Regions from separate parts of the Mus musculus genome. Here region 2 is linked to region 1. The links are chromatin loops, found by intact Hi-C in ENCODE. Cell type or tissue: heart. All regions are shown on one strand. Each heading gives the region's core, and the rest is flanking DNA. Links, peaks and the distances in the headings are about the cores only.

The links. Hi-C counts contacts between places; a loop is a spot of excess contacts. Peaks named below come from ENCODE experiments on the same cell type or tissue, not always from the same donor. Only the 100,000 strongest peaks of a DNase experiment are listed, where the experiment ranks them.
Region 2: it touches region 1 in a loop (2.7-fold over the local background); 1 of 42 quality-filtered maps calls a loop at or near these places.

Annotation. Positions count from the first base shown.
Region 1 is chr8:122,770,334-122,780,637 of GRCm38, reverse strand. It overlaps Acsf3 (acyl-CoA synthetase family member 3), which reads right to left and starts at 5,152. Exons shown (of 10, transcript NM_144932.4): 1 at 5,048-5,152; 2 at 3-692. The coding sequence starts at 668. Gm39271 (a long non-coding RNA gene) reads left to right here and starts at 5,190. Exons shown (of 3, transcript XR_879309.2): 1 at 5,190-5,354; 2 at 6,305-8,532; 3 at 9,912-10,243. In heart, for the core only: no CTCF peak of the experiment used is centred there; a DNase peak (open chromatin) is centred at 4,997; H3K4me3 peaks cover 1,349 bases; H3K27ac peaks cover 1,380 bases; H3K27me3 peaks cover 1,566 bases.
Region 2 is chr8:122,825,859-122,836,162 of GRCm38, reverse strand. It overlaps Gm35466 (a long non-coding RNA gene), which reads right to left. Exons shown (of 3, transcript XR_388150.3): 1 at 6,980-10,304; 2 at 977-1,105; 3 at 1-613. Among named protein-coding and RNA genes, the nearest start is that of Gm35466, 7.6 kb to the right of the region's middle. In heart, for the core only: a CTCF peak has its summit at 5,550 (motif pointing right); a DNase peak (open chromatin) is centred at 5,562; H3K27ac peaks cover 394 bases; H3K27me3 peaks cover 2,038 bases.

The DNA of each region.
Region 1 (10,304 bases), core at 2,944-7,943:
ACCACAGCGGCTAGGTTACGGTGGGTGCTCAGTGCACCCTTGGGCCTCCCTGTGGTCCCGCTGGTGTAGAAGATCATGGCACCCCGGTCACGCCACCCACTCTCTTCAACTGGCTGCTCTGTGGGCTTCTCTGTTGCTCCATGGTAGACGGCAGGCGTGAGCGGCAGAAGAGGGACTCCCAGCCTCTGAGCCAGTGGACTTAGCCGCTCCAAGTACTCCTGGCCAACCACCACCAAAGAGCTCCGGGAGTCCTGGATGAAATACTCCAGCTGGGCCTCAGGGTGCTTCCAGTACAGTGGGACAGCAACACCACCACTCATCCAGGAGGCCCACTGTGCTACAACGTAGGAGACGTCATTGGAGCACAGGAAGGAGACCCTTTCTTCCTGGAGGTCCCCAACTTTACAACCCTGAAGCCTGCAGATCTCCTGGGCCAGACAAAGGCTGCGATCATACAGTTCCCTGTAGGTGTGATGGCCATATTTGTCAATAAGGGCAATCCTGTCCCCAAAGGCCAGGGCACGGATGAATACCGGGACACTCCCATCCGTGTGGGCCTCTGGGGTGGTAGGCAGGAGGCTATGTCCTCGGTGTCTTCTGGGAATCAGCTGACTGGAGGCCAAGGACCAGAAGAGACGCCTGAAGGGCAGTGCCAAGTGAGGTGGCATCACACCGACAAACCACTGGCTGGGCTGGGGAGGATGAGAGTGTAGAGTGTGAGAATCTGGTGCCCACCCAATCCCTGCCCATAGCAAGGTTTAAAACACGCCCTCCAAACACACCCAAAGCACACCATAGCAAGGTTTAAAACCCTCCAAACACACCCAAAGGCTACAGAAACTCTTAACATAGCATCCCCTAAACAAAGGGGCTAACACTCTCCGTGGTACAACCTGTTTAGAAAGTGTCTAGTATCAAAGCTTTTTATTTGCATTCTTTAAAGAGTTCAAAACCATGCAAAAGTTCCGAATAATTTAAAGTTAGAGAAACCAAATACAGTATACGTAAGGTAAAACCTGAATAATGGATTTTGTGATTCTGAGCCTGGAAAATCACTAGTTAGTAGACACAGGCATTGCAGGGACTCCAAAGTCACCCTCGCCCCTCTCAGATCCCATCTGAGACACAGCCTGCTCAGGAAGACACAGCTACTTCTCCCAGCGTGCCCCAAAGCGTGGTGATTCAGCAAACGCGACTCAGCAGAACCTAAGGAAGGCTAGACAACATCAGTTTGTCTTCCCGAGTACAACTACTAAGTTGTAATGAAATACGCAGCAGCTGTGTGCTCAGGAGAGGGAGGAGGTCACTGCTGAGCTCTGTGAAGCTGAGGTCCATCCCAGAGCAACACAGAGGGGCCATCACACTTCCACACCGGCTCTGTTCTAGATCCGCTCCCCAGTGCTAGCTAGCAATGTCCCCTGCTCTGGCTTTATAACCCTCATGTCACATGTTCCTTATTATCTGGCAAGATGACAACCCCCACCCTGTCTGGACTCCATCAGTTAGAACACATCACTCCCCACTAAGGCCCTTTGGCTTCAGCCTCACCTACCCACCAATCACTTGTGGCTTTCATTTGAGCAGCCTCCCCAACCACAGTTAAGAGGCAAGAGGCCATGCCTGCTTTGGCAGACACAGCTGAGCTGGATCAGTGATCAGTGCAGAGGTTATGGTGGGCTGAGGGCACTGCTACCTGTCTCTTATCGAGGCACTACACATTCACACTAGACATCACTCATATGAAGTCAATAAAGTCACTTGCTGATGGGAACCTTGCCACCACCCCAGGCCATGTGGCTAATGTTCCCTGACAGATACAACAGCTGGCATGCTCTGGGGTGATAGCTGAGAGCCTTACAATATCCTAGGAGGCCCAGGAGAAGGACATACCCTTGCCTCGCCTCCCTTCAGTTCCCTCTGCATCTCGAAGACAACTGCATGTCACATTCCCTCTGTGAAGTCTGTCTCCACTAGCATGTTCTTTCTGACACATACCAACTTTTCTTTTTCATTAGCTTGCCGGGGTAAGCCAACACGCCACTGCCTGCTATATGTACTAAACACAGCTTTGTTTTTAGGAAGAGTCTCACTGTGTAGCTCTGGCTGTCCTAGACCTCTCTCTGTAGACCAGGCTGGCCTTGAACTCAGAGATCAGCCTACCTCTTCAGTGCTGGAATTAAAAGTATGTGCCACCACACCAGGATAGCGTTATTCTCTTATATACAGACTATTTGCAATACTTACATAATTACCTGACAAAACAAATTCTACATCAATAAATAGTCTGAATACTAAATTTTGTTCTGTGCTCAAGACCTTTGGGAATGACTGCTTGCCTGCCTTCTTGCTGGGCTTGGCTGCTCTCGCTTCTATCCAGGTGCTCAGGTCAAGATAGCAGGAGAACTCCACCTCACTTTTCTGTGCAGAAGTTAGCTTGTGGCTGCTTGCAGGCTCTAAGCACATGGGGTCTGCATGAGGCAGTGAGGGCCCCACAGCTGCTCTCAGCTCTGCTCCACAGGGGCTCAGAGGTCCCAGGCTGTTCACACTCTGGATTTCTACTTCTATAAAGACACCAAAAAAAAAAAAATGCAGGCGACAGCAGGGCTAGGCAAGAGAAGCCAAGAACTTGACAGCCATGTGGGCTTCCAGAAGTCAGCAAGCACGGAGTAAATCGGGGTGCTTTAATTCTCACGCCAACAACTTCTCTATTTGTTTCACAGTCAGAGATGCCAAAAGCAAGAGAAAGACGCGCTGGGTGGTATTTCTGAGTTACAGACTTGGGACCAGATTCCTGTGGGTTAGAGTGTGAGATGTCCCAGGATGCTCTGGGGGAAGAGTGGATCAACAGGAAGGATATAACATCTGTCATTCATCTATTTTCTCTGCACAAGGGAACAGAAAATAGAGAAACTCACACAGAAAGACCTGCTGTGTGAGAGACACCAGAAGCATCTAACATGATGCTACACTACAGCCTCCAAATGGCACAACTCTCCTTCTGAAGCACCCAGAGAGCCCAGCACTCAGGAGGTACTGCCTGTTGCCTAGCACCCAGATGTGGAAACTCATCAGCATCAGGAAGCTGCACAAAGGAACCCCGGAGACCAGGTTACTGATGAAGAATTGCCTGGAGAGATGATGGCACACAGGAACAAGGGCATGGGAGAGCCCTCCTGATACAGGCCTCTAGTCCTAGGGAGGGCAAGAGCTTGGATCATGAGAAAGAAGCCCTCTTAGCAGTAGCACAAATACGTGCAAACCTTCCCCCCTTGTTGCATTAACACTACGACCTTAGGGACACAAAAGTTGTGCATACAGTACGCTCACACAAGTGATCATGGCATTAACTGACACTAGCCAATGGTCCTTTGAAAAGCATAAGTAGATCAGAGACACTCAAACACACTTGTGTAATAGAGCGCTGGCCTCCACCAATCTATCTGGCACCCTCCTTTGGACACCTCCGTACCCCATGAGGTGGTAGGGCTGAGTCAACCTGGCTAACCAGGCATAAGCAACACAGTAGGGTGGTCACAAGATTTGGAGCAGGCAGAGTTGATGCAGCTCCAGGACCTCTGGGGTAGAGTCCTGAGCCCTGAACGTTGGTAGCCATGGACAGACACTGGGCATCAGGAGGTATCAAGCCAGGCTCCTTGTGGAATAGACTCAGTTACAGTTACCCATGGGGCCCTCATTCTGTGAGGAGACACCCACACCAGCAAGAACAGTGGCCCCCATGAGGAGGACACACTGACCCTGGGGTGACAGGTCAGAGAGGGTGGTAGAGGAAAGAGCAAACTGATTCCTGTGTGGACAGCTGTACTCATGCTGGGGTGGCACTGCTGTGCCATCGTCAGTTCTTATAAGTTCTACCATGTCCCCTCTGAGGCACTGTCTTACTCTCTCATATATGGAAATGGGACCAGTGCAGGCCTCCAAAGCCACTTTGGTCTTTGTACTGGCTGGATTTGTGTCAATTTAACACAAGCCTGATTTATCACAGAAAAAGGAGCCTCCCTTAAGGAAGTGCCTCCATGAGATCCAGCTGCAAGGCCTTTTCTCAATTAGTGATCAAGGGTTGGAGGACCCATTGTGGGTGGTGCCATTCCTGGGCTGGTACTCTTGGGTTCTATAAGAAAGCAGGCTGAGCAAGCCAGGGGAAGCAAGCCAGTAAGGAATGTCCCTCCATGGCCTCTGCGTCAGCTCCTGCTTTCTGACCTGTTTGAGTTCCAGTCCTGACTTCCTTTGGTGATGAACAGCAACATGGAAGTGTAAGCTGAATAAACCCTTTCTTCCCCAACTTGCTTCTAGGTCATAATGTTTGTGCAGGAATAGAAACCCCAACTAAGAAAGTCTTCAAGCATGAGCCTGGCCCAATCATTAAACATCTGTCAGCATTGAGCTAACTCCCAGCTCGTCCAACCAGAGCCAGTTCTTTAGGGCAAAACACTGTCTATTCAGGGCATCTGGCTGTGCATGGTTCCCTGACCCACTTCATGTCCAGGGATGTCATCAGAAAGGTATGTCTACATCCGTCTGGAGACAAGGGCAGCAGGGACACCGGTTTTACAATAATCACGTTGGCCTTGAAAACGCTTAGCGCATTTCCGATTTCAGGACTCCCTCTCGGGACAGCCTATGGCTTAGATGTGCTCCTACAGCAGTATCTGGAGGCTCTCACGGGTCTTAGTGGTCAGCCACAGGCAAGTTCCCTCCCTTCCAGGATGAGAATCAACACACTTCTCTTTTAGAGAAATTCCCGGACCCGCTTCCAAATCCAGAAGCCCTTCCTCGCATGCACGCTGGTCCCGTCCCTGACGCCCTAGTCGGCTCTCGGGACCCATCCGAGCCAGGACCCTGGCGACCTGCATCCCACACGGTGCTCGGCGCAAACAAATCGGGGAGGGGTTTCGTGTGACGTCATCCCGGGTCCTTACAGAAGTGTCCCTCACGCTGTGACAGACACCTGCCCGACAGGTCCCACGGCCCCCGGGTCAGCTCCAGCTCACCTCGACACCCCCTTTCTTGTAGTCTGCTGCGCGCTCACCTGGGGTCAGGCGGGGTTGGGGTGGGGGTGTCAGGGGTGGGGCACGGGAGTGCGAGGTTGTCCAGGTAGGTGAAGCGGGCCGGAATGAGTCCTACACCTAAAAGTGTCCGCAGGCGAAAAGTGTCCGTCGATCTAATACGTCCCGGGATGCAGCGCCTGAGAAATGCGTTCCGGGAACGAACGTTCCTGCTCATTCGCATACTCCATCTGCTCGCAAGTCTTGAGAGGGACTGGCAGAGAGTGGCCTTTAGGTGCCTGACATCTGTTACCAGATCTCTGGATCCATTGTCCTGATGGAACAAGTACTGTGAGTTGTTTGCATTGGGTCCTATTTAACTGTTGTTATTGAGACAGGGTCTCATGTAGCCCAAGCCAGCAATGTAGCTAAGGGTAACCTACCTCTACCTTTTGAGAGATGACTAATTATAGGCTTGCTTCGCCACATTCGGCTTACGTAGTGCCAAGGATGAAACCTGGGGCTTCACACATGCTAGACAAGCACCGCAACGACTTGGAGCTGTATTCTCAGCTCTCAACGATCATTTTAATAGGCATGATGGCTCCCGTGGCCAAAGGGACCACACAGCTGTGGTCACCATCTTCGCCAAATCAGGATGTAAATGGACTCCCTTGGCCCCTGAAGAGGGGTTCCTCGGCTTGCAGCTGGGGGGGTCTATATGCTAAACACACCTCTGTGACACAGACCAGGAACTGTGGCAGGATGGAGGCAAGGTCTCATTCTGTAGCACAGGATGGCATTAAACTCCTGGTAATCCCACTGCCTCAGCCTCCTGAGTATAGGGATTACAGATCTATGCCTCCACAGCCAGTTTTAGGGTAGGATACTAAATGCTTTCTGTACAGTAAAGATAAACCTTGAAACACTAAGGTCTGTTTGTCAGTGGCAGCAAAGCTATAGACAAAACTCCTCTCCCTGCAGCAGCTGGGGAAGTCTCACAGACCTCCATGTAGGTAAAACACGGATTCTTGACTTAGGCTTTCAGGAAGATTCATTATGAAGCACATTTGGAGTTAGCAAGACGTAGCTTTAATATAGTTTTAAGCATTACCATTGAGACATACTGGTGAGGGAACTGATTTAGGCGAAGGATGGTAGACGCCCTAGTACTGATGTGGGCTTCTGAGGAGAGCACTGGGTGTCTTTACAATAGCCATACACAAAATTCAGGAGGCTTCTGAAGTTATACAGTTTCTAACAAACTTTTTGTTTCCTTTTCTTTTCCCTTTTTTGGCAAGTGAGATCAAAGAGAGGAAGAGGCAGAGAATCAACGTGAATCAAAATGTCTAACATTGGGATTTACACCACAGACCCTAGGACTTCTATGCTTAAATGTCTACACCCAAAGCATAGTCCTAAACATGGCCAGAATGGAGACAGATTCTGTGACCCCTGGGCCTTGGAAATCATCAAGAGTCTGGATTTGGGTTTGGAGTGCTCAGTTGTTAGCATAACCCCCAGGATTATGCCTAAACAAGACATGTTAATCACAGTATTTAGAATGTGGAAGCAAAAGGATTAGAAATTCAGGGTTATCTGACTACATAGAGAGTTTGAGGTCAGCTTGGGATACATAAGATTGTCTCAAAAACAAACAAACAAACAAACAAAACCACAAAACCATCAAGAGAAGAGATAGAGTGGCTGGAGAGATGGCTCAGTGGTATTCCCCTCCCAGGGGGTCTGAATTTGATTCTAAGCACTTATACCAAGCAATTCACAAATGCCTGTAACTCAAGCTCCATGGGCGATCCGGCTTCTGTGGTCTCTCTGTCTCTGTCTCTGTCTCTGTCTCTGTCTCTGTCTCTCTCTCTCTCTCTCTCTCTCTCTCTCTCTCACACACACACACACACACACACACAAATAACAAGAGGCCCACAGGGTCCAGTCCCATCCAGCCCCTGAGCTTCTGATTGACATTTCAGTGACCACAGCATGGGTTGTCTGGAATGACCAGATATTTGAGGTTATCCAGATAGTCACTAACAGAAGAGATGTGGACTAACCAGCCAGGAAAAACAAATGCAGAAAGCAGGCATATCCATGTGAGGAAAACTCCAGCACGACCCCCATTACTGTCCTCAGCTGAGTTACAGATGTCCTGAAGGACCAAGATGCTCTAGCAGAGAGTTCCCCAAAGGCCTGAGGACTAGGAAGAGTGGTGGCTAAGCAGGATCCTCCACAGAAGGGCTGGAAACAAGGGGGAGGGGTGTGTCTGGACAAACAGCCGAGGTGGAAATCGAGGGGGAAGAGATTGGCTGGGTCTGCTGGGAAGTCTGGTGGGCAGGATTTGAGGTTTCGGGAAGGGAAAGTGGAAAAGACAGAACAAGGGAATTCATAGGAGGAATTCAAAAGAGCCAGCAGAGACAAGGCCATAAGGGCCTGGCACAGAGAATCAGGTGGACACATGAACTTTGCAAGTGCAAGGGTGGAGTGTAGCAGTTGCCTCTCAGAGGGAGGCTGTGTGCTCAGTCCACCAGAGCACTTCCTGCTGCGGGAAAGTGTGAACTGCCATTACTCTGGCCTTCTTCATCACTGGCTCCCCATCGTGGTCCAGGACAGGTGCCTGTCAACAGATGTGAGATAAATGGTAGTAGCCAGACAGCAGCACCTGCAGCCTTGGGCAGGAAGCCAGCTCCCACCTTCCCTCGAGGAGATGGCTGAGCCATCCCACGTGACAGTTTCAAGTCAAGATGCAGCCTCTTTTTCCACCTTGGGTTCAGGTGGTTGAGATGACTCTGCACTTTCTATGCCACATCTCACAACCAGACACCAGACCTTTCCCTGCCCCCATCAGATGCCCGCATACTCCAGACACCTGCACACCTGCCCTTTCCAGGAAAAAAAAATCTCCTCACTGCAGCATCCTGGAAGGGGACTCAGCCCCTCCCCCAAGTCCTTTGCACCTCCAGCTTAATGAGCAGAAGCTGCTGGGGGCGCCTGGGTCACACCTTCTCACTTGACTGAAGCATAGCCCAGATCTGGCTGGCAGGGAGTTTGCTCACGAGGGGAACTTCCGCAAGCTGTGAACGCATTACCTTCTGCAAGCGGCCTGTTCTGTAGGCGCCTGCACTGGTGTCCTGGTGAGACCCAGCCCTGGGAGTACTGATGCCACCTTGTACCTGGTGACTGAGAGAAGAGATCGTGACAGTCTCTGACCTGTTTTCTGTGTCCAGGCTGGTCCAGCCTACATGGAACAGGGCTGACCCAAATTTATGGCTAGACACTGAGAGGTCATGTACATTCCCAGGGAGGATATGGAAGGTGCCCTAGCCTGTTTGTTGTTTCCTTGATTGATCCTGTATCTAGAGAAACCAACTTCCACGGAGGGAAGACTCAGGAACAGCCTGTGGAGAGTCTGCCTGAAGAAAACAGAGGCTTCTGTTCACAGTCCCATCAAGTGTGTACTGGCCAGCAAATCCCACAGTACCCATGGAGGCTGAAGACCATGTACAACTTGTGGGAGGTGTGATTGTGCCCTTCTGTGTTTTAAAAAACTATTTGTTTGTTTGTTTGTTTGTTGTTATTTTATGTACATTGGTGATTTGGCTGCATGTATGTCTGTGTGAGTGTGTCAGACACCCTGAAACAGAGTTACAGACAGTTGTGTATGTGGGTGCTAGCAATTGAACTGGGGTCCTCTAGAAGAGCAGCCAGTGCTCTTAACTGCTAAGCTTTATCTTCAGACCCCTCTTCTGGATTCTTGATGCTTGTGATTGTGTGGATAACATTTGTTATTTTTCACTCATAAAGTTTTTTTGAGACATGGTCTAGTAAATTCCAGGCTGGCCTCAAACTCATTATATATCTGAAGGTAACGATGACCCTGAACTCCTTGCTCCTTCTGCCTCTGTTGCTCAAGGTCTGGGATGTCTTTCACACATAGTTTATGGGTGCTGGGGATTGAAACCAGGGCTTCCTGCAGGATAGGTAAGATCTTCACCAACTGAGCCATCTCCCTAACCCTAAAGGCTGTGAAGTTCTGAGGCAATGTGAACATATCAGAGGAGTAAGGTCTGGCTTCCATCTGGGAGGGGACATGGGAGGGGCAGGTGAGCTTCTCAGACCTTCAGCTCCTCATCTGTAGGAGAGAAGGCCATTTCCAGTATATATTATAAAAGTCAAATAAGGAATCCCAGGTAGGACACAGTGCCAGGAGAACAACAAGCATCAAACACATCAGACACCATTCTGTCACAAACCATCTTTATAATTTTATATCACAGAGCAGTGAGGGCTCAGATGATCTGGTTCAAGAATCAGGCTTTAAAAAAAAAAAAAAAAAAAAAAAGAGGACCATCATGCTTGACAAAAGGGATGGCAAGCACAAGGTCTCTGGGTCAAGTGGCGTGGAGACCAAGGTGCTTAGTGAGGCTGCCCGGAGGGTGCACAGGAAGGGAGGCTGTGAGTTTGTGGGGGTCAGAGGAGCATTCTAGAATTAGATGAATAATTAAGCGGAAGTCATCAGGTCTGCTGGAGAGCTCAGATCATCCTGAGACTATAGCCAGTGGCTGAGCCACACGACACTGCAGTGTTGTCCGTTCCTCGTGGCCAGATGGCTGTGGTCCACTGCTAATTCTCAGCATCTTGAGGGGATCCATCATGCTGTGGGCGGCTGGTCTAGGGAGACGGTGTCTACCAAGTGTGAGTTTGCTCACGCCATCAAACAACAGAGAATTTTGGTACTGGGTTTTGGCACAGGGCTCCTAAAACACTGTCAGTGTCCCGAGAAATGGGAACTCAGAGAAGACACCTGTTTGGGGTTTTTCTGTGGCTCTTGACTCATAGCCACCTCTTCAACAGGTCATAGAAATTTAAAGATTACAATTTCTCTTCTCCAAGCAGGTCACAGAAGCTCAAATCCCCAAGAAGTGCCTGGCCAGACAAGCCTGGTTGAGTATCCACCACCTGGCCACAGACATTAGCCTTTGCCCCTCACCCCCTCTGCCCAGTCACGTCCCCACATGTGCCCATGCACCGTCATGCTCAGACTGTGATGTCTACACAAGAGGCCAAGAGGAGAGGAGACGGAGCCTGTGGGCAACTGAGCACCCTAGAGGTTGGCATAACCAAACGGTTCAGTCAGAAGTTCCTGCATCGGGGCACTGCCAGCCCTTTCCCCATTTCCCCTGTCTGTCTGGCCTCCCTTTTAAATAAACTAGTAGACATTTCCTTGAGTTCTATGAGCTACTCAGCAAACTGACTGAAGTAACTAACTGGGACCTGGATTTAAAGCCA
Region 2 (10,304 bases), core at 3,029-8,028, 55 kb before region 1:
GTTAGAGGAGGTGTGGCCTTGTTGGAGGAAGCGTTTCACCATGGAGGCTGGCTTTAAGGCCTCATATATGCTCAAGTTATGCCCATTGTGACACAGAGTCTCCTTCTGCTGCCATGGATCAAAATGTAGAACTCTCAGCTCCTTCTCCAGCACCACATGTACCTGCGTGCTGCCATGCTTCCTGCCATGATGATAACTCTGAACTGTAAGCTAGCACCAATTTAGTGTTTTCCTTTATAAGAATTGCTGTGGTCACAGTGTCTGTTCACAGCAATAGGAACCCTAAATAACTCAGGAAGCTTCAGGAAGTCCCTAAAACAGACTAGATTCACCAGGCCCATCCATGCCAGAGTAAGCAATAGAAACCGAGATTCCCTCTGCAGAAGAGCAGAACCAAGCTCCAAAGACTCTTAACGCAGACCAGCTGCCCGGAAGAAGCAGAAACCAGCAGAGCTGCCTGGCAGAGGGTTAGAGCACAGACTGGAAAGGACACCTCCAACCTGTCGTGCTGCCTGCAGGCTGTGCAGTGCTCTCGAGGCTCCCAGCTCTGTGAGCTGTCACCCATGCTGCCGTGAGCCTTGGTGATACAACTGTCTTTGAGTAATTTCTGCTCCTGTAAGAAACACCAATAAAACCCACTGGCTCCCCAAGTTGGGCTTTCCTGGTATCTGTACTTGGGTCTGTTGGGGGTCGGGGGGATGGGTGAATAGACATGTGGAATGTCTCCCCAGGAAATTTTGTTACACAACAGGGCCAGACCTTAAGTGGAAAAGGGTGCAGGGGGGCAAATCAGGAAGGCACATGAGCCCCGACCTGGGGGGGGGGGTGGGCGTGGGGTGGCTCCTATAGAAGGTTTTCTGGCTCTTTAAGCACCTCCCAGGGACAGAGGAGTCTATCTATAGAGGTATTATATTGAGATGCCCCATCCAGTGCCAAGGGCTCTGTCTGCCCCCTGCTGGTGACAGGATGTACTTACTGCACGATGTTCCACAGCCTTCAGGCCCCATAATGGGCAATGTGGTCCAGAAGCTCTCAAGAGCACACAGGAAAAGAACAGTCGCTTGCAGTCAGGTGATCGCGGTGGCGCACGCCTTTAATCCTAGCACTGGGGAGGCAGAGGCAGGTGGATCTCTGAGTTCAAGGCCAGCCTGGTCTACAGAGTGAGTTTCCTGGGGAGACAGTACAGATGTCTACTCATCCGATAGGGGGCTCATGACAGACCAAGTACGGCTACACTGAAAAACCCTGGCTGGAAAAATAAAAAAACCAACAAAAACCACCACCAACAACTGTGGCCACCTTGTGCTGACTGGGGATCAACTGCACTTCAAAACTCCCTCAGCCTCGCTAGGCTTCCCGGGCACTGATGCTGACACACCCAGGCAGACCCACAGGACGATACCTGTGGTAGTTTTCTCTGAGCTGCTGTCCTACCAGTCACTGAGAGAAAACATGGTCAAAGCCTAAAGCAGGAACTGGGAGTCAGCAACCGAAGCACAGAGGAACACTGCCTACCCTCTGGCTTGCTCAGCTACTTTCTTACATAGCCCAGGCTCATCTGGGCTAGGGATGGCTCCGCCCACAGTGGGCGGGCTCTCCTACATTAATGAGCAATTAAGACAATGTCTCTCAGGCGTATCCACTGGCACATCTGATGGAGGCAATTCCTCAAACAGATCCCCTCTTCCCAGATAACTCCAGTTTTGTCTTAAGTGGACAAGACCCAGCACAGTGTGCGCCGAGCCACTGAGGGCCAGCGTTACTTCGGAGCTCGCAGTGTGCTGTTTGAGGTGGATCTATGCAGTGAGTGTGGAATGCTTCCCTCCTTAGTAAAGCAGCAAATGAGGATTGGCTCACGGTGCTGAGATCTGGTTCCTGGCCTGAGCCTTTCTCACAGACACCTCACGGCCTGTTATCGCCTGCTCGTCGCCCACCTGGGCCGGCTCCGGCCCCTCCGGCAATATGCCAAGTATGAGGTTAAACCACAGGCCAGGCACTGGCTCAGTGTGTGTAAACTCATCACCTATAATGCAAGCCTGCTCAGGGAGGAGACCAGTCCTTTGTGAACAGGCAGAGTTTGAGAGCAACAGCGTGATCTTCCCACAAAGGAAGGGCCTGGTGCAACCTGGAGGTGGCCAGAAGCGGCCCAGCCCCTCGGCTGCCCTACCTCTAAACTCCCTGGCTCTAGAAATACTGTCCTACAGTAACACTCAGTGGTGACTTCAGCACACAGATGGCCCTCGAGGTGTCCCACCCTCAAACTTTTATCACTATAAGCACCTTCCTGAGCGACCCCAAGTCCAGACCTTAACTCTGAAAGCTGGAAGGGAACACGAGATCTCCCCAGCAGCCCTGCCCTGGGTGGGCTGCGCCACAGTCACCCAGTACCATCAAAGAGTTCCAGTTCTATCTACTGAAAACGTCCCTCTTCCTGTACCCAACCCTCGACTTCTTAGCAGGTATTAGGAAAGTCCCACTGACAGACTCTTGACTTGACCCACGAAACAGTAGCCACTAATCGTGTATGGCCACTTGGGTTATGAAAAACTCACACCCTCAATCAAGCCAGACGTAAGTATGTGCATGACCGGTGGATTACATGTTGGATGCAGCTGGGCGTGGTGGCGCACACCTTAAATCCCAGCACTCGGGAGGCAGAGGCAGGCGGATTTCTGAGTTCGAGGCCAGCCTGGTCTACAAAGTGAGTTCCAGGACAGCCAGGGCTATACAGAGAAACCCTGTCTCGAAAAACAAAAAACAAAAACAAACATGTTGGATGCTACAAAGACAGGGGCGTTCCTTTCAACAGAAATCTCTCTCCAGATGTATGAGAGAATCTTCATCCTGTTCTTCAGTCTGGCTCAGTTTTGCTGTTAGATAACACTGCTGCCTTAGCTTGGTGGCCTCTATAATGTTTCATAAAAAGGCTTAAAGACACAATTTTATGATTATGTTTTTTTTAAACCTGGCAACGCTATTTCTTTTTTGCAAAACGTGTGCACCATGTGGCTGGAGATATGGCTCAGCAATTAAGAGCAATCATTGCTCCCGCAGTGGACCTGTATTCAGTTCCAAACACCCACTCCAGTACCAAGGGACCTGACACCGTTTTCTGACCTGCACGGGCTCCTGCATGCATGCGGTAGACATACGTGCCCTCAGATGCACACACACACACATGAACCTTTTCAAAGAACACTGAATGATGACCTAAGCTGAGATGGCAAGAATACCAGGGCAGGACACTCCCTCAGTCGTATTCTACCGTGACCGTGTCTCATCTCAGTGACAGGAGCACACCCTCACGGTCTGATGTGGTTGGCTAATTCATACTCGACACAAAGGGGAGGGGTGTAAAAGCAAGTCAAGTCTGTAGAGAACTTCTAAGAGACGGGCAAACAGGCATGCGCACAGATCGAATGATGGTAGGGTTTAATGGAGTTCTGGCCCTTAGCAGGCTAGCCACCTCTGATCGACAGGGGGAAAGAAGTCCCTAACAATTCCACTGTCTTTATTATACATTCTGGCTGCTGTCCTCCAACCCCATCAGACTCATCCAGCATTCTGAAGTCTGTAGTAGAAGCAAGCTATTGCTCTAAGTGACCGGGGATTGTTTAATTCTGATGACCCTTTGGGCCCCTAGGGCAACGAGTTGCTATTCTAGCTCTTAAACGTGGCTTAAAGTGAGCCTGTCTTCCTAGGGGTGGTCCACAACCAGGTGACTGACCTCTATCCACTAGAACGTTAGCTCCCCATTCAGGCCAGAAATCCTACTCTCTTGACCTTTTTCTCTTTGTAGGCCCTCACTGCTTCTGCAGTACTTATTACCCCCTCTAAAGAGGTGACCCTGGAATCACTTAGGAACCAGATCATTTAGGAACCTCCAAACACTTCTGCCATCTCTGGCCTCTGGCAAGAATGAGGCTGTCAAGAGATCCGAGGACACCTCTGGCAGAGAGATAAACTGGTTACTTTTCTTTGGAGTCTTTTTTTTTTTTTCTCCCCCAAGACAGAGTTTCTCTGGATAGTCTTGCGCTGTTCTGGAACTCACTCTGTAGACCAGGCTGGCCTTGAACTCACAGAGATCCACCCGCTTTTGCCTCCTGAGTGCTGGTACTAAAGGCATGTGCCAGCATTGCCCATTCTTTGGAGTTTTTTCATCACCCCTACTCCTGTCAAGAACTGCCAGAAGGAATTGAGGGAACGCCCACTCTGGCTTCTTCCAGCCGACCAGAGGGCACCAGGTGCAGAAACACCTCTGCAGTGGGCCAACCTCAACCTTAAAATACTCTATCCATTGATTTTATCTGAATGGGTGTTTTGCCTGCATGCCTGTGGCTGGCCTTTAGAGTGACAAGCCCAGCACCTGCATTCAGACCCATCAATAGCCGTGGGGTGGCTGGCATCAAAGTGGAGTCCCTCCACGGTGGCATCTGAAGACTCTCTCCCCATCAGCCTGGCCCTGGTAGGGCCACCTTTCTAGGGCTTGGCCTGTTGGTATCCTGCTTCTGTGATTGGTTCCTGCCTCTTTGGTGCCATGCTGGCTCCTGTGGCAACCCCAGGTGTGTGCCCCCTAGGAATACCGTGTGACCCTCCCTGTCCTGGGCTCCGAGGTCCACAGTGGCTTCCCAGGCAGGCAGTGAGAAGGGTCAGCAGTTTCAGTCCAGGTGAGCTAGGACGAGTCTGGGCAGTTAGACACTGTGCTCTGCCACATGTGTCTCCCTTGGGGAGAACCCAGTTTTATCTCCTTTATGCTCTACACCACAGACAAATCTCACTCGAGTTATTCCCCTATAAATCTTCTATATAAGTCCATGTTCCTGTAAAGGGGGGAGGTATGGGGACAAGCATGGGAAGGGCGGGAGGAAGGAAAGGAAGAACAGAATAGCCACGAGGGCCATCCTGGAGAAGGCCAGCCTGGGCTACACAGTGAGACCTTGTCTCATCCCTTCCCCAATATAATTAACCAATTAATTAAAAATGCACTGGGTCTGAAGGGGTCGTATAGGAAGCTACTCAAGAGGCAGAGACAGGAGGATTACTAGCCTGGGCAACTTAGATACTGTGTCAAATTAAACTAACAAAGGGCTGGGGCCTTGTCAGTGGTAGAGAAGACTAGCCCAGTGCACATGAGACCCTGGGTTCACCAGCAGGAAAAAAAAGTGTGGAACATTTCAGATCTACACACAGAGAGGCTGGGTGGAACAGGCAGGAACCAGTAGACTGGCTGCTGCTACCCCTGCAGGCTCCTGTGTCCCCGAGGGCTGCCAGTCCCAGTGCCACAGGGGCTAGGACAGGTTGCTGGGATGTTGGCTTCGGAGCTCCAAACCTCTGGCTTTGCGTATAATCACCGTCTCCCCAGCTCTGGTACCGGCTGAATAAGCCCTCCCACCAGATGGGGCACCTATGCAGTCAGAGCCCAGCCTTGAGCTTGCTTGGCTTCCCGTGTGCCCTAGCTGGGGCCAGAAAAGTCCACAAATTATAACTGGCTTCTTCACTCAGTATCTGCTCAGGAGACAGCCTCAACTCAGAGGTTCCTGCCATGCCCACTAGCAGCAGCAGGGGGCAGTGTGGCTCCAGGGACACAGTAGAGGAAGTATCTGGTCCTGTGGCTTCCCCTGTCATTAGACCAGGGCTGAGCGGTTGGGGATGGGCTCTTTCATGTGCTGTCTCCACCTGAGTCACACTTGCCCCCCTAAGTTTCAGGCACGGAGGCCCCACATCTGCCCTGTGGCCCTTGCTTATGGATCTGCCTAACCTGATCTTCCTGCTCCATCAGCTCCAGTCCAGAGTCTTTCTTCTGACACAGGTAACCTGGCCGTGTAGGTCAGTCCCCTGTCTTACTGTGATCTAACTGTAATGTGGCAGGGTGTGTGTGTGTGTGTGTGTGTGTGTGTGTGTGAGAGAGAGAGAGAGAGAGAGAGAGAGGGAGAGAGAGAGAGAGAGAGAAAGAGAGAGAGAGAGAGAGAGAGAGAGAGAGAGAGAGAGAATGAGAGATCTGGAAGCCAGTACAGGCAAGCAAACAAACCATGAGCCAGGTCAGAGGTGTCTGGTGAGCAGGGTTAGCCTCCAAAGAGACACAGGTTTTTGTTTTGTTTTGTTGGGGTGGCGGGGGTGGCACACTTTCCCTGTGTAGCCCTGGCTGTCCTGGAATGCTCTCTGTAGACCAGGTTGGCCTCAAATTCACAGAGATCCTCCTGCCTCTGCTTCTGGGTGGTTGGACTAAAGGTGTGTGCCACTACCACTTGGCTAAGGGACATAGTTTTGTTTGTTTGTTTGTTTGTTTGTTTTTCGAGACAGGGTTCCTCTGTGTAGCCCTGGCTGTCCTGGAACTCACTCTGTAGACCAGGCTGGCCTCCAACTCAGAAATCCACCTGCCTCTGCCTCCCAAGTGCTGAGACTAAAGGTGTGCACTACCACTGCCCCTCGGGACATAGTTTTATGGTGTTTTTCCTTTGGACCTCCAGGCTGTGTTTCATGGGAAAGTGATCACCAGGAGAGGCGGCTGCCTCTTCATCTCCACCCCTTCCAGCTGTGGCCTGTGGGAGCTGAGCTTGGGTGAGAAACCAGGTCAGCCTCCCTGGGGACAGGTGAGTCATCTTAGACCAGATCCAGAAAGGCAGATGGGAGGTGGGTGGCTTCTTCCCAGCAAGCAGAGCCAGGGGCTGTGAGTCTGGCCCTTAGCAGAGGGGGCCTGCCTCACTTCACAAAAGCCCCTCCCCAGCGAACTACAGGTCTCACTGATGCACAGCTGTGTAGTGGTGGGGCCATTTCAACTTGGAGTGCCTGCCCACTATCCTCACTCCAGGGCCTTCCCTCCCTTATAGCCACTCTGTCCTTCATCCCCTCAGTCTCATGCTGGGGTCAAGGAAGAGAGGGAGAGGACAGGGGTGCAGAGGGCAGGGGTGCAGGGGTGCAGAGGGCAGGGTTGCAGAGGGCAGGGGTGCAGAAGGCAGGGGTGCAGAAGGCAGGTACTTACCCACACCCCTTGGTTTAGCCGGAATTGGTTCTGGTGACTTCCTGGGAGAAGACAGGGTGAGCTGAGAGCCTTGAGTCAGGTTCAGTGGGGCAAGAATAGGACCTAGAGCTGGGGATACCATGGGGTGCACAGTGGCTGAGCTGCTGCTCCCGTGGTTTCCAATCTAGTTAGTGTGTTGGCCATGACAAGGGCCGTGTCCACAGGCAACTGGATCTCATGGGGGCTGCACGGTCAAGGGCTGGAGGCAGCTGGAGCACTGACAGGGGACCTGGGGCAGAGGGTGTCCTGGGGTGGTTATGTTTTCTTAACAGAAGGATTTATTCGGGGCTTAGAGTTTAAGAGGGATAGGAGTCCATCAACAAACATGGCAGGGAGCAGGGCACCAGGCAGGGCACTGGAGCAGCAGCTGGGAGCTTGGTATCCTGAGTCTCTAATGCCAGGATGTTGGAAATGAACTCTGTTCCACAGTGGCCTCTGTAAGTGTCCGCTGCTGTCAGGAAAGTTCAGCGTTGGCTTCCCCTGGGGTGGCCAGGGCACGGCTGGGGTTGAGGGAGGAGAGAACTTGTCTTCTAAAGTAAGAGCTGGGTGGAAAGGCTGGGGGTTAGGCACGGCCCCTTCCTCTGTTTTCCTGCGCTTTCCAGTCCAGTCGCTCTGAGAGTAAAGAACGGGCGGGGGGAGGGGAAGGTGAGGAGCCGAGCTAGAGAGCCCTGTTCCCACTCCATTCTGTACTAGGACTGTTCTCTTCCAGTCAATACCAAGAGGGTTGGTGACAAATTTGGGAGTGAAGAATCTGAAACAGCCAAATAAATCACATTAATGACCATTCAGATAGAATCAGTCAATGGAATCGAACCCATTTGGCTGACGAGACGTCGCTGCCTCCCCTACCCCCAGTCCGGGTGCTTTCCAGCTGGCCTCCTCCAGGGACTCCTGGGATGGCCTCACAGCTTGGAAAGAGGGGGGCCACCTGTGTGTCCTTTTTAGCCACAGAGCTCAGGAGAAAGGCTGAATCCAAGAGGACGATGGGGGACATTGTGTCCCAGGGGCACAATCAGACACAGGCCAGCAGATTCCAGGAAAAGAGTTCACACAGAGCAACATGGGAGCCTCCAGCCAGGTCCAGGGTTCCAGGCTGAGCTGGGTGTGGCTATGAGATCACAGAGACCAAGGATGTGGCTGGTGCTGGGGTCTGGTGAGGAAATGCGCTGGACCACATCTGGGCCTGTACAGCGTCTCTGGTAGGAATGCCAGTGTGCACACCTGCCTGGGCTGCTCACTCCTTGATACATGGCCCTGCTCACTTTAGATGGTTGTTAGGCACACCACCCACCTGCCGGCCACCTCCCACCAACAAGTCACTTTTCTTTCCAAGGCTCTGTATCCAGACCCTCCATACAGGTAGAATGTTCTGGACTCCTCCCTCATCCCTCACACAGCACAGGAATCCGCCCCCAGGCTACTCTCCTTGCCCAATGTCTGCCTCTTGCTCTCCTGTGGGCAGCTGGCCTTTCTAGGTTTGGCTTTGCCATGTCTAGTGTCTTGTTAGAGTTTCTGCTGCCATGAAGAGACACCATGACTGCATCAACTCTACAGGAAAGCACTTAACTGGGGCTGGCTTACAGTCCTGAGGTTTAGTCTGTTGTCATCATGGTGAGAAGCATGGTAGCAGACAAGCAGATGTGGTGCTGGAGAGGCAGTTGAGCATTCTACATTCGGATTGGTGGATCGCAGGAAGAGAGGGAGCCATTGGGCCTGGCTTGAGCTTCTGAAACCTCAAAGTCCACCCTCCTGTGACACACAAGGCCACAACTTCCAATAATGCCACTCCCTGTGAGTCTATGGTAGCCATTTTTATTCAAACTACTACACCTGGCTACAGGTTCTAGGAAAGCACTGGTTTCTCCTCCCCCAAGGGGACACTGGCTAAGTCACTACAGAGTCTCCCTGCCATGCCTGGCTTCTCATTGCTGCTACAAGCAGTGCCAGTCCAGAGCCTCACCACCAGGCTCGCTGTTAGTTAAGGTCATCTTGGGGGCAAGGATAAGGCACTGGCTTTTAGTGGGCTGTGTACCCAGCCAGGATCCAGACTTGACACCTTTGTCTTCTGTGGTCGCATCTTCTCCCAAGGCTGTGCCACATCCCCGCCACCTCCCTGATCCCTGATCCTCAGTCCCTTGCATTGGTACTGCACATCACATGGAAGCTTTTCGGCAGCCTGCCTACTGAGTCCCTGTATCTGGTGGACTTGTGTTCTGAGTGAATGGCCGTGTGTCCTGCAGAGTTGGGGGGTGTCCCAAGAAAGAGAGTTTCATACAGAGAGGGACCAAGAAATGGTTTTGTATAGGATTCCCTCAAAAGGGTGTGCCACCACACGGGGTATTCCTACAAGCACACCAGTTAGGACTTCTGCCAGGCATCTGCCATTCTTTAGGCCTCCAGGACAGGGTGTGCCTTCAGTTGGAATGGTCCTGCTGATAGCTGCAGCTTGGTGGTGGGGGCTGACTACTACGCCTGGGGCCAGACCCGGTGGTCTGTCACAGAAGGTGGCCAGGGCTCTGCAGGCCAAGATTCTCTCCAGAGCCCCTTCTCATGTCCTGTCCTAATGATATAATCTGAATGTGCGAAATGCAGGCGTCTATTAAAGCGGTCAGGCGGGGCAGAGTCTTGTTGGGCTCATTCCACGAAGCCACCACTGGCCTCCCAGACTTAGGTCACAGAAGGCCTGAACTGCCGCCTTTAGCCTGAGAGAGAATATAGACCCGAAGGAAGCATGCTCCTTCAGAGTGCACTCAGGAGGGGTGACAGGGACAGCCACAGGACTGTTCAGCCACACGGGAGGACAGACACTGGGGGATGGTCTCCAACTGTGTCTGGGTCACCACTGTAGCAAAGACAAGGGGTGTCTTAAACACAACCCTGAAAAAAGACCAATTGATTTGGATGGTAAAAGGGTCAAAGGCAGTGACAGTGGCCGAGGCCAGGAGCTGGCATCACCCCTTACACCACCACCCAGAGTGAGTGGAGCTGAGGTCGATTCGGCTGTAGATCGTTCTCCATTTGATGCTTAGTGGGAGAGCTGAGGCTGTGGAAGTGAACCCTTGAGCTGGGAGGCCTTGAGACGGCGTGCTCTCATCTGTGCCCTTGAAAACAATACCTTTACTTCTTGTGCCAAACAGAACAAATAAACAGTCACTTGGGAGGCTGAGCTGGGAGGACTGAGAGTTCAAGGCCAGCCTGGCTACATCGTGAGACCCTGTCTCGAAAACCAGAAGCAGTTCAGGAACCAAAACATTGGAGACATTTTAAGAAGTGCACCAAGACAGCA